Linked DNA regions of Mus musculus: region 1 is linked to region 2. A link is a loop called in an ENCODE intact Hi-C map of the cell type or tissue named here. Cell type or tissue: heart. All regions are shown on one strand. Links, peaks and the distances in the headings refer to the core of each region. The heading gives the core; the rest is flanking DNA.

Region 1 (7,614 bases), core at 1,799-6,798, 64 kb before region 2:
TCCTTTGTGTTTGTGTGTGGAATACACTTGTGGGTTCACCTGTGCCGACTGATCTGGAGGCAGAGGGTGATAACATGTGTCATCCACAATTGCTTCTCTTTATTATTATTTTGAGAAAAAGTCTCTCAATGAGCCCGAAGCACATTGTTTTGGCTAGTCAGGCTGGCCAGGGAATCTTAGGATCCCCCCCGCCCCCGTCTCTACTTTCTAGTTCTGGGGTTAACAGAGCATTCACCTCCATATCTGGCTTTTTATATGGGTCTGGGGATTTGAACTCAGGTCCTCATGCCTCTACAGCATGCCCTTTATCCACTGAGCCATTTCTTCAGCTCTAAATAGTATTAAAGCATATCATTATTGCAAACTTTGTATTTTTGATTGGGTGGCGGTGGTGTGGGCAGGATGGGGGAGGGGAAAGGAGAGATGGGAAAGGGAAAGAGAAGGGGAGAGGGAAAGGGAGAAAGAAGGGGAGAAGGAAAAGGATAGAGAAGAGGAGAATTTCTTGACAGAAAAGAAAGGTACAACATTATGGGATGCTTGGCTGGCTGCACCCTTCCCAGGTACTGCTGTTTCAGGTTCTGGGATTTTATGCTGTCGTCATGGATGCAGATCTTCAGTGTACAGAAGGAATCAGGCTTTTGTTATGTGCTTCATGAGTGTTATATCCTCTGGTGCTTCATCACTAGGCCAGTCTCCCTGTCTATGTATGTGTGTATATATGTCTGCACCTACCCACCTACCTATCTGCTTATTTATTTCAGACAGGGTTTTACTGTATAGATAGCAAAGGCTAGCCTGAAACCCTCAATCCCCTTGCTTCACCTCCTATGTGCTGAGATTTGAAGAGTGTATCACTAAGCCCAGCTTCATATCAGAGTTTTTAAAAGCAGTTGTTCTTGTCCTTAATTTTCTTTCTCCTTCATCCAGAGAGATCATTTGCTTTATCCAATGCAAAAAAAATTTTTAAAGATTATTGAAATGTATTTCCAAATTTTCCTCCTGAGAAGCCATTAAATTTACATTCCACAGTTGATAAGAGTGTGTGGCCAGCAGCCCTGGGAGGGCTTGGGAGGCATCTCGGCTGGCAGTGATGGAGTTAGGTAGCTGCTTTGGTATGGGAGATTAAATCTGAGAAGGTTTGGCTGGTGATATTTAGGTCCTTTGTCTGTGTGTTAAGATGGGGGAAGATTCTAGCTGTTAAGTGGCGGGGGTGGAGGAGAGAGGAGGATTTGGATCAGGAGGCTAGAAACTGGGTTTGGAAATATGGCATGTTCAAAGCAAACAAAACCCCACATAAGAGTCAAAGGATAAATAGTCAAAAAACATTTCTCCAAAAAGGCCAGCAAATAGTTAAAGAATAACCAAGTGTCAGTTTCAGATTTCATTCATTCCACTGGAAAAGAATCATGGAATTCAAAAAATGTTTACAATTTTAAAGGGGGACTTGGGAGTGAGTCACATAAAGCCCGGAAGAGCTAAGGTGTAGAAGAGAGCCGACCCGGCTGACAGCGCTCTTGTCTTTTCTCTACAAGTCATTGTGGCATTGTCATGTGACAGGAACCAGAGATTGATATCTTATGACTCACCTCTCCAGAGGGTTAGTGTCTTGGTTAGGGATTCTATTGCAGTGAAAAAACATCACGACCCAAAGCAACTTGGGGAGGAAAAGACTGATTTCAGCTTTTGGTTCTACATCACCATCCACCATTGAAGAAAGTCAGGACTGGACCGTGGAGGCAAGCACTGGACAGATGAATGCTGCTTACTGGCTTGCTCCCCATAGCTTGCTCAACTTGCTTTCTAACAGCATCCAGGACCAGCAGCCCAGGAGAGGCACCTCCCATGGAGAGCTGGGCTCTCTCACATTAATAATCAGTTAAGAAAATGCAGCACAGGGTTTCCCACAGGCCGGTCTGGAAGGGGTATTCTCTTAATTGAGGTTCCCCGTCTAAAGTGACTCAAGCTTTTGTCAAGTTGACATAAAACAAGCCAGCACAGCTACTGAAACCTAATTCTGTCAAGATCAGAAATCTCAGGGAAGGGCTCTGACCCCTGTCAATCAGCTGTTGCCTGAGGGCAAGCTGGGGAAATTGTTCCCTGTGGATCTGTCAGGTGTGGCTTTCTTTTAGCCAATATTAATATAAAGGCTCCTGCCACAGAATTTAGGAGTATAGAGCCTGTATGTAAATCATGTGATTAGAGTTTCATAATTATTTTTAACCTCTTGTGCTGTATTCTGGGGAAATTCCTCAGTTTCTTTTTCCAGGGCATGAATTATTCTGTTCCTCCATGCTCCATCTCAGGCCTTCCCATCTGTTCAGACCCTGTGGGCCTCACTTCCACGGCAGCTGTTCACATACATGGTCTCCTTGATTCCTCCGCTCCCGGTTGGTTAAGAGCCATTGCCAGTGGCTCTACAACCTTCCTTTCATCTGGACTGAGCGCTCGAAATGCTTTTCTTGGCAAGTTTCACATTTTCCTGTTTCTTTTCCATGGAGATACTTGTTTCTTTTGAAGTGAAATGTGGCAGTGTGATTCTTTTCTCTTTCAGTAGGGAAGTGTCATGTCTTGGAGTAATGGTTAGAGCTCGGGTTCCAGAGCTACAACTCCCCAGTGCTCAAAGTTTGACTTTGTGACTTCTGACTAAATAGACACAATTGGTGTGTGTGTGTGTGTGTGTGTGTGTGTGTGTGTGTGTGTGTGTGAGCATGTATGTGTGTGTGCATGTGTGTTCTGACAGAATCTCACTACTTAGGCCAGGCTGTCTTGAAATTCACTAAGTAGCTCTGCCTGGCCTTGAACTTGAGATCTCCCTGCCCATCTCAGCCTCCTGAGTACTAGGACTGCAGATGTGCAGCCTTGTATGTGTCTATCTCTCTGCAGTTTTCTTCGTCTCTTTGAGCCTTTGTTTCCTTATCTAAACACTTACTGGATATGTTTCTGTTGGGGGGAAAGTACTGACTACATAAATGAAATCAGAGAAGGGAAGAAAACAGTGAGGCTGGTGTATATGGAAGTGTGCTTGGAGCATGAGCACAGAGGGTCATTTGGTAACAAGTCCAAGTTCAGAATTCCTGGGTATGACTGTGCCTCTAGGTAAGGTCTCCATGTTGCTTCTCAAGACCTGACCTCATTTATTATAAGATTATTACAACCACTAGCTGCCTCTATCACACGTGGTATACAATGCTGATGAAAAACAGAGACATTGTCATACATGCTAGCCTTTGCCATTTGTGAGAAGAAGACCACCATCAGTGGCTCCTGGTCCAGCTCTTCAACACACCAGATGGTGGGGATGGTGAGGTGGAGGCTTGTCTGAGCATCACTGTATCCAGAGCAAGGAGCGACTCTTCCAGTCAGCTAGAATGGCCCTCCCGGCATCTGTTATTCAGATAATTTCCTTTGCCCATATCTATAGACCTCTCATGATTCATTTGACAGTGAAGATGCCCTTGCCCAGGGCTGCACTACATCAGAAACCAAACCACGACCTGTTGGTCTGGGTACTTTTAAATTGCCCCAGGGCAGAGTTTCCCAAACTTGTTTACTAATAGAAATCTCTTGGGGAATCTGATAAAAATACAGATTTCCACTCATATTCCAGATCCATAGACTCTTCAAGGGAGTGCCTTGGCATCTGCATTCTTAATCATGACCTGGGAAAGTTTAGGAAATAACCACCTCAGTAGCTGAGCACACACGCCGCAGTTTCACGGGCTTGGGATTTTTTTTTTTTTTTTTTTGTGAAGAACTTAAATCCTTAAATCTTTCACCACATGATCATGAGTTTCATTTAGTGCTGGTGATGGGGTGACCTACTGGCCAGTAACCAACTCTAGAAATAGTTGACCTGAGAGCTGGAATGGCAGAGGTCAGTGACAGTAGCTCTAGGGGTTGCACCCATCCTTTGGGGATCAGCAGGAAACGGTGTCAAGGAAAGGCGGGGCCATCTCCATAACTGGGACTTTTGCTCACTCGGGTGGGGTTGGAACAGGCCGGTAATTCCCTGATGGAAAGAGAAGGTGCAACATTATGTGCTTGTCTGGTTGCTCTCTTTTCTGGGTGTCGTTATTCCAAGTTCCAAGATGCTATGCATCTTCATGGGTGTAGATCTTCAATGTATGGAGAGAAGTAGAATGTTGCTATTCAACAGAAGATAGGACTATAAACAAGTGACAGGATTTAGCATTTATGGCTGTTGGCTGCTAACAAAAAGACCCCTCCTAAATGCAGTCATCTGTCCACAGGATAACCAAGTCATGAGTCTTTGGGAGCAATCTCTTTCCTTCTCCCTCATATATGCATAACACATCTCCTAAGCCCATAGTTTAGGAACTGGGGGGAGAGGGACAGGCGGTGGTCATGGCTAGCCCCTCCTTCTCCCTGTCATGATTTAGTCATATGGGGCTCATCCATTTCTACACTATGGAGCAAGCTTCTGTTTCTGTATCAAGACTATTGAAGGGTGAGAGGAATTGATGGACTAGAGAGGCATCTCAGAGATTAGAAAGTTCTTGCTGCTCTTTCAGAGGACCCAAGTCCAGTTCCCAGTGTTCATGATGGGTGGGTCACAACTGGCTTCTGGCCTCAACAGCATTCTCTCTCTCTCTCTCTCTCTCTCTCTCTCTCTCTCTCTCTCTCTCTCTCTCTCTCTCTCTCTCTCCTCTCCTTCTTTCTCTCCTTCATTATCTCTCTCATTCTCTCTTTCATCATACACACACACAAGTAAGTCAATCTTTCTTTTTAAAAATACTGTATTGCTAGGAACTGTGGGTGTGGCAGCACAAGCAGAGAGCCTGTTCAGCATGCATGGAGCCTTCAGTTTGATCTCCAGCACTGTATGAACTGGGCTTGGTGATGCACACCTGCAGTCCCAGCACTTGGAATGTGGAAGCAAGATCAAAAGTCCAAGGTTATCCACAGCTACACATGGAATTCAAAGCCAGTCTAGGCTACAAGACACTGCCAAAAAACAAAAATGAAAAACCTCTTAGTAAACATGTTAGACCCCAAACTGAAATGCTTTTCACAGATGTTCAGTGAAAGGATCACACCCAGAAAAGCAGACTGTCCCCACCTCTGCTCATCCCAACCAGTTCTTGAACAGGCTTGGCTCAGAGCACAGAAAGGTGACCCTCCTGGACACTGCTCCTGGCTCACCTCTTCCCAGAGCACCAACAGAGCTATACACTTGGGGACTTTCCCTCTCTAGTTGCATAACTGACAAAGAAATGCTCTGAAGGGCTCAGTTTGGATCCTTATACAGTTCTATTTTGCCCAGTGCTTAGAAAAAGTACCTCATCGGAGTAGATAAACAATAAATGTACTCCAATCAAAAATACACATTAAAATAATAATAAAAACTATCGGGATGAAATGAAATAGAAATTATCAGTGCTAGTGTATTACTCTCTGCTGGTGCACTAACAAGTTGTCACCAGTTTACTGGCTTCAAACAACACAAGCTTCCGGCTCGGTGGTCAGAAGTCCAACAGAGGTCACATGGGTTACCCAAGCACTTTTCTGGATGTTCCTAGGCTGAATCAACTCATATTTTCCAGCTTTGGAAGCTTTTCCAACTCCCTTGGCACCTGGCTCTCTCTTCCATTTTTAAAACTAGTTGGCCAGTTGGAGGAGTTCTCTAAACTCTATCTCAACGGGTTTCTTCAGTGTCCTTCTCCTTTGTCAGACCCTTGTAAGTACTGTAGGCCCATCTGGACAACCCAGGGAAGCCTGTCCACCTGAGGGTCGGAGATATGCTATCTCACTGTTCCCCATGGTGGTCTAGCCATAGAGCTTAGAAATGGACAGATGCTAGATGTGATCACTTAGTTGTGACCCCATATGTTAGAAGCTTGACCTCCATGGTGGCGATGTCAGGAGGTAAGACCCAATGAGAGGAGGGAAGCCTTGGGTTGTGCCTTCATAGAGGATTTACATAGTTCTTATAGGACCCAAGTGTGGCTGTGGCTTCTTGTCTTACTATTGGTCTCTATCTGTTCACAAACTTCCACCATGGTGTTATTTATCATGATATGGCCCAATAAAGGGGCCACCACCAGGGACAAATCAATGCAGTCACCCAGTGTTGGGCTTCTAGACTCAAACTTAGCTAAATAAACCTCTCTCTTAAAAACAACAACCAAACCCCACAGCTTTAAATAAGCCTCTCTCTTAAAAACAACAACAACAAAATTCCACAGCGTTGAGTATTTTGTTACAGTGAGGGAAACTTACTGACACATTGTCTTTGAGGGGAGGGTAGGAAGAGGGAGTCTCTACCACAGTTAGTAGGAATGTATTGAGTAGAGCCTCTCAAGTTCTCAGGAAGGATGTAAATTTCAGTGAAGCTTCTCTGAGGCAAATTGGTGGTTTGGAAAATAAGCCATAAAATGTATTTGTTCAGCCAATGTGTCTCATACTCTATTCTCAAGAAGTGGTACTAACTCTGTGCTTGTGCGTGTGGGTGGGATGTGGGGGTGAGGCTCTCAAATGCTCATCATTGCTTTACTATTACTACCGCCTTGCCCAGACTGGAAATAACCTTACTGTCCAGTTGCAGAAAGGCTCACTAAGCCTCATCATATCCATATAAGGAATATTAAGTTGACAGTGAAAATTATACTCATGAAACTTTTTTATGAAATAAAATATGCATATATCCTAATGTTAAGTCAAGCTTAATTTTGTTGTGAGCACAAAACAGATAACAAAAAATAAACTACATGAAAAACAAAAAAAGGATAGAAAATAATCATAGACTCAGCCTGGGAAGGAAAATGTGATTAGCCATGGAAGTTACTAAGGCTGGTGTGCCCACCTGGAGCCTAGGTGAGAAAATCCCAACTTCTAGCACAAGCTTCCCCTAGGTCCTAATGGACTTCCTGTTGACTTTTGTGTTTGTAAGTAAACATTTCACTGGGAGGTGGCTCCACGTAGCTCTTGCTACAAAGGCCTTAGGGCCTGCAATTCCTGTAAAGTAGTGAGGATTTATAATCTGAGTGTTCCCATGGTGAGATGTGGGAGGCAGAGACAGAAGCTTGTGAACCATCCAGTCTGTGCATGCAGTGGTAAGCAGTTAGAGACCTGGGTCAGAGAGGTTTGAGAGTGAGACTGACACCTGGTGTTGTCTTCTGACTTCCTTGCACATGCAGCAGCGTATGTACATGTGCATTCACACATACACATATGGACACACATTAACACACCCCACCGCCACTGCCACGGCCACCAGGAGAGCTCATAAGCATCAGCTGTCTGAGTCTGAACCAGTCTGCCTTCTAAGGACTCCTGCTAGAATTCATTTGAGGAACTTTATAAAAATGCAGATGCCTAGGGCCTGCTCACCCCCAGAAGATCCCATAAGGTTGGGTCAGGCAAGTTAAAACATTCCCTTGAGATACCACAAGCTCTCTTCACTCAGAATCACAGCATCGGATGTCTGGCCAAGGCCCACCCCTCTCTTGGTCTTCTCCAGATTCCTTTAGTATGCTGTGTCAGGAACCAAGTGTTCATGTCTGGCTTTATCATGCTTCCCAGTAGATTAGCATCCTGCTTCTTCCTGTTAGGAGAATATCCAGATGCCCTGAGAGCTGCTGGCATTGGCTGGGT
Region 2 (7,614 bases), core at 1,779-6,778:
TCAGCCACAATCCAAGAGTATTAAAATGGAGAGTTCTAGAAATAAACACTATCTGGAAGCTTTATTTTTTTTCCATATTTTTTAATTGGGTATTTATTTCAATTACATTTCCAATGCTATCTCAAAAGTCCCCCCCACCCACCCACCCCCACTCCCCTACCCACCCACTCCCACTTCTTGGCCCTGGCGTTCCCCTGTACTGAGGCATATAAAATTTGCAAGTCCAATGGGCCTCTCTTTGCAGTGATGGCCGACTAGGCCATCTTCTGATACATATGCAGCTAGAGACACGAGCTCCGGGGTACTGGTTAGTTCATATTGTTGTTCCACCTATAGGATTGCAGATCCCTTCAGCTCCTTGGGTACTTTCCCTAGCTCCTCCATTGGAGGCCCTGTGATCCATCCAATAGCTGACTGTGAACATCCACTTTATCTGGAAGCTTTAAATTGTAGCACACTGTTGTGTTACTCGATGGAGCCCTACGCCAACCAAGCCCTCCCAACCAGAGTGGGTTTGTTCAACATGTCTGTGTTCTGTATGCTGCTTACCTGCTAATCACTAAATACCCATCTTGGTCATCGCACCAACAGTGTGATATCACAGTGCTGTGTTTAAGTAATTTAGTTTATTATTAATGGCCACAAAGATTCCCCCAAGTAGAGATGCGCTGGCAGTTGGGGCACGGCAGAGAGAGTCCTTAAAGTGTTCCTTTAACTGAAAGATGAAATTCCTCAAGAAAAGAGCTGTGAGCTGAGGTTGCCAAGAAATGTGGTAAGAATGAATCTTTCATACTCAGTATTGCAAAGAAAGAGAAATCTGTGAAGTTTTGCCTCTGCATCTCAGAGAGCAAAAGCTTTGACCACTGTGCATAGTAAGGGCGGGAAAGGCGGGGCTGGAGATGGGGCTCACTGGCAGGCACACCTCTCTCAGTGTGATCAAGACTCTAAATTCAATCCTTAGAATCAGGGGCAGGAGAAGATAGAAATGATATTTATCTGTGTATGTATACATGTATATAGAGTTTGGTACTATCTGTAGTTTGACACAGCCACAGGATCTTGGAACATACTTTCTTAGGCTAATGGGAGCTCCTGTGTAAAGAGAACGCTCAACCTTTTAAAGCCCTTTGAAAGTTTAAAATGTCATATTTTTACTTACCAGGATGAATGAGCAAAAATTTTAAAATATGCCAGGCAGTGGTGGTGCACACCTTTAATCCCAGCACTTGGGAGGCAGAAGCAGGTGGATTTCTGAGTTCGAGGCCAGTCTGGTCTACAGAGTGAGTTCCAGGACAGCCAGGACTACACAGAGAAACCCTGTCTCAAAAACAACAACAACAAAACAACAACAACAACAACAACAAATTCTTTTAAATATGATAATACCAGTGTTGGCACAAATATAAGGACACGGTATTCATGTACACTCTGGTGGTATTAGAAACTGTCACAGTACTTTTAAAAGGCAATCTGAGAACATATATTCAAATTTTGAACCCAAACATAATTAGTCAGATGGCAACTAATTTGAAAATATAGTTATCTCGGCACTGTTTGCAGTGACAAAATTGATAAATGATTAAATGTCCATCAAAGCAAGCAAACAAAAAAAAATCCAACTGGTTCATTCATTTCTCCACAGTAGACTTCAAAGTCATTACAAAGAACGGGTATATATATATATATATATATATATATATATATATATATATATATACACCCACACATAAACACACACAACTGTTTATGTAGAGATGTATGTTAGAATATACAATTCTTGAGGCATGGGGAGGAGTAGGCAGGATAAAGGCAGAGTGGAATGCTCTTAAGTTTTACATATGCTTCTTTGCTGTTACATTATTTACCATGATTGCAATAATTTTTGTTCACCAGGGCAGTGTCTACTGGAGCCATGGGGTTGGGGGCAACACTCAAGATCTCAGACCAATGAGCTGTCAAGATGCAACTCCAGCCTAGGAGAGCCACAACTCTGCAGCTACAGCTCATTAGGAGCACAGCATAGGCACTGCCCAGTTTGAAGGAAGGGCACCCAGAGCAGTAATGACCGATGCGTTTATGGACAGTCAGGTCACAGAAGATAATTCTATTTTTATATTCTCTCTCTCTCTCTCTCTCTCTCTCTCTCTCTCTCTCTCTCTCTCTCTCTCTCTCTCTCTCTCTCTCTCTGCAGATGATTATACCAGAATCTCATATCTGCTTGGACAAAGTTTGGGACTTAGACTTTAAAGTTGCTACAGGCATTACTTAAGATATTCCAGGCTATTAGGATGAAATGAATGGGGCTGGCGAGATGGCTCAGTGGTTAAGAGCACTGACTGCTCTTCCGAAGGTCCTGAGTTCAAATCCCAGAAACCACATGGTGGTTCACAACTATCCGTAATGAGATCTGATGCCCTCTTGTGGTGTGTCTGAAGACAGCTACAGTGTACTTATTTATAATACTAAATAAATCTTTGGGCCGGAGCCAGCAGGGACTGAGCAAGTGGGGCCAACCAGGGCGAGCAGAAATCTAAAATTAAATTTCCAACAACCATATGAAGGTTCACAACCAGCTGTACAGCTACAATACTCATGTACATAAAATAGATCTTTAAAAAAAGAGAGAAATGAATGTATTTTGTACATGAGAATGACATAAATTTAGGAGTTTAGTGGGGGGACAAAATGCTCTGGCTTGATTATTTTCACTATCCTAAAATGTACATCATAAAACTTCAATCCTGAAGGCAGTGGCATCAGGAAGTGAGGTTTTGTGAGGTGACCATGCTCATTATAAGAGACTCCAAGGAACAACAGAGTACCTTCTGCCCTGTGCGCACACAGCAGGAGGCACCTGTGTGACCCAGAGAGCAGGCCTCACCAGACAGGAATTTTGCTGATGCCTTGATTGCTGACTTCTCAGTTTCCAAAATCTAGAGAAACAAATCTTCCCTGTTAACAGCCTGAACAGACCAAGGTGGGAATCCTGAATGATGTGTGTGTGTGTGTGTGTGTGTGCATGCGCGCACGCTACATCAAACCCCAGAAGGGGCAGATGGAGAGATGGTTTAGCATGTAAGGGCTAGGCTCACAATTGAGGGGCCAGAAGGTGTTCTGAGGGGTGGGAAGCCCCAGAAGAACAAGCCTAGACAAGAGGTCATTCAGGGCTGTGTCCTCTCAGCACCTCCATTCTAGATAGACAGAAAGGCAGGTGGACAGATGGACCGACAAACAACAAACAGGCAGACACAGCTCCTGGGGAAGGAGGCTGTGTTAGTTTGCTTTCTTTTGCTGTGATGAAGGCTTTGATCTAAAGCAACTTGGAAAGGAAAGGTTTTGTTTATTTGGGCTTACAGATTAGAATCCATCAGCAGAGGAAGTCAGAACAGGAACTCAAGCAACCACAGAGGCAGGAACTTCTGGAGGAGAACTGATTACTGGCTTGTTCTCTGTGGCTCATGGCTTGCTCAGCTTGCTTTTTATGTAGCTTAGGACCACCTGCCTAGGAGATGCCATTGCCCATAGTGGGATGGAACCTCCCTCCCACATATTAAACATGAATTAACAAAACGCCCCAGAACTTGCCTACAAGGCCAATCTGATGGAGGACATCCCTCTACTGACAGAGCCTGGGGTGGAGTAGGGGGACCCAAACTCTGGCCCGTGAGAGCACAATTCACAAGAAATCCTCTGTAAAGGTAAAGGAAAGTGAAAAGAGAAATATGTGTATGGGTGGCTGTGAGAGGATGCGCTTCTAGCCAGAAGATCTTATGGCTCCAGCAGAGAGGGAGAAGCCCAAAATGGAGACCCCCCTCAGGACAGAAAGACCTCCATTTTTGTTCTCCGTGCGCATCCCATATACCCCTGACTTCAGACTGGTAGAAGTGCCATGGGGGTCACGTGAGCCAGAACAGGGACATCAGTCAGCTCCTTGCTAGGCTCCTGGGTTCCTGACTAGGACACTTTACTTCTCTGACCCTCGGACTGGTCATCTGTGAAGTGGAGGTGGTGATAACACAAGGTGGTCTGAGAAGGAGAACTCATATTGGCCAGCGGCCCAAAGGTTATTTAAAAGCACCTCTAACCCTATTCACTGACTCGATGGTCAGTGTTCTCTGCAGGCAGAGTCAGCCTGGTGCCTCTGCTCATGCGGGTCCTGTCAGGGTTGTTCTTCAGCTGGTAAAACGCTGTTCACATTCCAAGGCTTCCCTCCTATGTCAGATCCTCTGTAAAACCTCTACCTCCCTGCCCAGAGGAGGTCAGCATCACCTTCCGCCCTTATCAGCAGGGTCAAAAGCTGCCCAGTCTGTGGACCGAAGGGTCTGGGCAGGAGTTGTGTTGGTTGAATACTTACCTAGCATTCTGCCTTTCTGCCTCTAACACAGAACTGGCTGGCTAAGCACCTGTGAAATGCCCACAGGATAGATAGAACACCTTCCCCTCGTCCTGACAAGTCCCTCGGCCTTCTTAGGGAAGGAAAGATCAATGGCCCTGCATTTCTTTCTCCTCTGCTACATGAATTCTTCTGTTTGGTTTAATTCCAAAGAGACTGGCAGTCAGTCCCCAGAAGCTAAACTCAGACCCCGATGGGATTCTGAGGGTCCCTTACTGAGAAAGAGTGGCTAAGGATACCAAAGGCACAGCTGGGAAGGAAGCAGGCTATGTGTGGTATATCACCTGATCTCACTTCAGCTGGCCATAAATGGCCAGTGTCTCTCTTCTCCAGCTGTGCACAGCTGGCCTGTTTCCTTTGCCAACTGGTCCTTTTCTTCACTCTCAAACGAGCCAGGCCTCTCATAGGACATTAGATGTGTGTTGAACACAGTTGGGGATAAGGAAATGTGAGTTTGAGCTGCCCTCTGCTGGCCACTCCTGGGAACTACCCTTTCTCTGATGATGGAAGCTGCTTTCTGTAAGTTAACCCACCCAGCCCCAGCACTTTGTCTTACAGCTCTCATTTTGACCTTTTGGATGGAGTTTAAACTCTCTGGCCTGGATAAATTGGACCTAGGTCCAATGTCCCTTTCCAAGCAATCACTCCTCCTTCACATGCTGATCCATGAAATTTGACCCTAGGCTGTATGAGCTAGATCTCCACTAACAGTGTCCTCCATGGTCCTCCATGGTGAGGACTGGTTCAAGTTTTGCCTCTTCTCAGCTATACTGAAAGCCAGTTGCACTGGAGGGTGTACACACAGGCTCAGGGTTTGAGCATGTTCCTGTAGGACCTAGTCTAGTCGTGAAAGGAAAGCATATTCCAGCTTTTTCCATTTCTAGCTCCACCCCCACTGGCCCCTGAGTGGCTTCATTGTGCAGCCTGGTAGAGTCCTTCCAAAAGAGGTGGCATGACTGTCAGGCAGGTTTCTGATCATTCCCAGACCTCTTGACCTTGCAATAGTTACTGGCTGTCAAGGAGAGTCAGGGGTAAATCCTCAGGCATGTAGCCTTCTCACCTTCTCTCTATATGCATTTGAGACAAGGTTTCTTTGTGTAGCTCTGGCTGTCCTGGAACTAGCTCTGTAGATCAGGCTAGCCTTGAACTGACAAAGAGCCACCTGCTTCTGCCCCCCCACCCCCAGTGCTGGGACTAAAGGCGTGTGCCACCACTGCCCAGCTTTAAAAAATATTTTTAAAGCAGATCTCTTAGTCAAAGTTCTGGTGCTGTGGAGAGACTCTGTGACCATGGCAACTCTTATAAAAAAAAGCATTTAATTGGGACTAAGTTACAGTTCAGAGGTTTAGTTCACTGTCATTGTGTCAGGAAGCATGGTGGCATGTAGGCAGACATGGTGTTAGAGAGGAGCTGAAAGTTCTATATCCAGATCTGCAAACAGCCGAAAGAGAGACAGAGACACAGAGACAGAGAGAGACAGAGAGAAAGAAAGGCACACAGAGACATAGAGCAACAGAGACAGACAGATACACACATACAGAGTCAGAAACAGAGAGATACAGACACAGAGAGGAGAGAGACAGAGACAGAGAGACAGAGAGAAAAAGAGGCACACAGAGACACAGAGCAACACAGATGCACACACACACAGATAGAGTCAGAAACACAGAGAAATACAGACACATACACACAGAGAGAAGTGGAGGGAGGGAGGGGGGAGGAGGGGAGAGACTAGGCCGGGCTTGAGCATTTGGAAGCTCAAAGCCCACCCCTAGTGACAAGCTTTCTCCAACAGGGCCACACCTATATAGGGGCACTCCCCGACCTCCCAAAGGCTAGTAGCCCTATCAGAATGCAAAAATGCACTCAGGTGCCACAGTCTAGAACAGAGTCGATACTGTTTAAAAGTCCAAAGTCTCTTCTGAGTCTCATGACAATCTCTTAACTGTAATCTCCTATAAAGGCAAAGCTAGAGCAGATTAAGTACAGTACACAGAATACACATTACGACTCCCAAGGGGAGGGAAGAGGGCACAGTGAGGAGACCCTGGACCAAAACAAGACGGAAAGCAGCTGGGTAAACTCTAAACTCTGCATCTCCATGTCTAATGTCAAAGCGCTCGCTCTTCAGATCTCCAAACCCTTTCAGCTTTGTTGACTGCAACACACTTCTCTGGCTTGGGCTGGTTCCACTCCCTGTTAGCAGCTCTCCTTGGCAGGTATCCACAACTCTGGCATCTCCAACATCTTGGCGTCTCCAAGGTATCCAGGCTTCACCATCATAGCTTTACGCAGAGGCTTCTCTGGGTCTCCATGCAGGGACATCCCTGGTACACATCTGAACTCAGTGGCTCAGTCTCGGAGGGAGAGTCCAGAACCATGTGGCTGAAGCTGCCAAGTTCTGCTGCTTGCTGGGACTGGAACATGGCCTCCTTGTTCAAATATATTTCCATCAGCTTCCTGATTTGGGTGGTTTCCTTCACTCACTGAGCTTGGCTGTCCTGGAACACTCTCTCCAGACCCCCCTGCCCCCTCCCAAGTGCTGGGATTAAAGGTGTGTGCCACAACACCTGGCCCTAAATTTTTTTAAAATTTCTTTTCCCAAGCTGGAAGCTTAAGCTGGGTGGAGTCTTTCCCTGGCGTCACCGCTCCCTTTATTACATTTGCATCAGCTTTTCTTTAATCTGTTTATCTCCTTGAACACTTAGTTTCATCGCACTCCCTGGTGCCCCCCCCCCCTCCTCAAGTTTGCTATAGTTATGAATCGTAATGTAAGTGCCTAGTTTCCAGTGGTCTTAGGCGACCCCTGTGAAGGGGTCCTTTGACCTCCAAGGGCGCGGGGGGGGGGGGGGTTGAGAATGGCTGTTTTAATTCTTCAAGACTCAGATTCGAGATATACACCTAATATACCTCCTATATACTTATAGCAGGCATTGACAATAAAATACAATGTCTATCAAATACATCACAGCTCCAAGCCGAGGGATATTCAGGAAAGAGTAGCTGCCATGAGTGATACACAGGGGGAATTTACAAAGTTTCCAGAATCTTCTGAGCCTGATAGCATTCCCCTCTGAAGTCCTCTTGGTCCTAGACACAACAGTGTCATTACCAGTCACAGGAGCATATCCCAGCAGGCCTTAGAAGATGATGCAGTTCCTACCCGTACCTGAACAGCACATAGGCTGAGAGACACCAGCTCTCTAGTGTCTGCTTCCAAG

Evidence for each region. Hi-C counts contacts between places; a loop is a spot of excess contacts. Peaks named below come from ENCODE experiments on the same cell type or tissue, not always from the same donor. Only the 100,000 strongest peaks of a DNase experiment are listed, where the experiment ranks them.
Region 1: it touches region 2 in a loop (2.3-fold over the local background); 3 of 42 quality-filtered maps call a loop at or near these places.

The regions. Positions count from the first base shown.
Region 1 is chr3:107,795,210-107,802,823 of GRCm38, forward strand. All of the region lies in intron 2 of Gm40121 (a long non-coding RNA gene), which reads left to right. Among named protein-coding and RNA genes, the nearest start is that of Csf1, 39 kb to the left of the region's middle. In heart, for the core only: no CTCF peak of the experiment used is centred there; a DNase peak (open chromatin) is centred at 3,922.
Region 2 is chr3:107,859,265-107,866,878 of GRCm38, forward strand. No RefSeq gene overlaps it. Among named protein-coding and RNA genes, the nearest start is that of Eps8l3, 14 kb to the right of the region's middle. In heart, for the core only: CTCF peaks have their summits at 2,413 (motif pointing left) and 4,869 (motif pointing left); DNase peaks (open chromatin) are centred at 3,454, 4,767 and 5,261; H3K27me3 peaks cover 483 bases.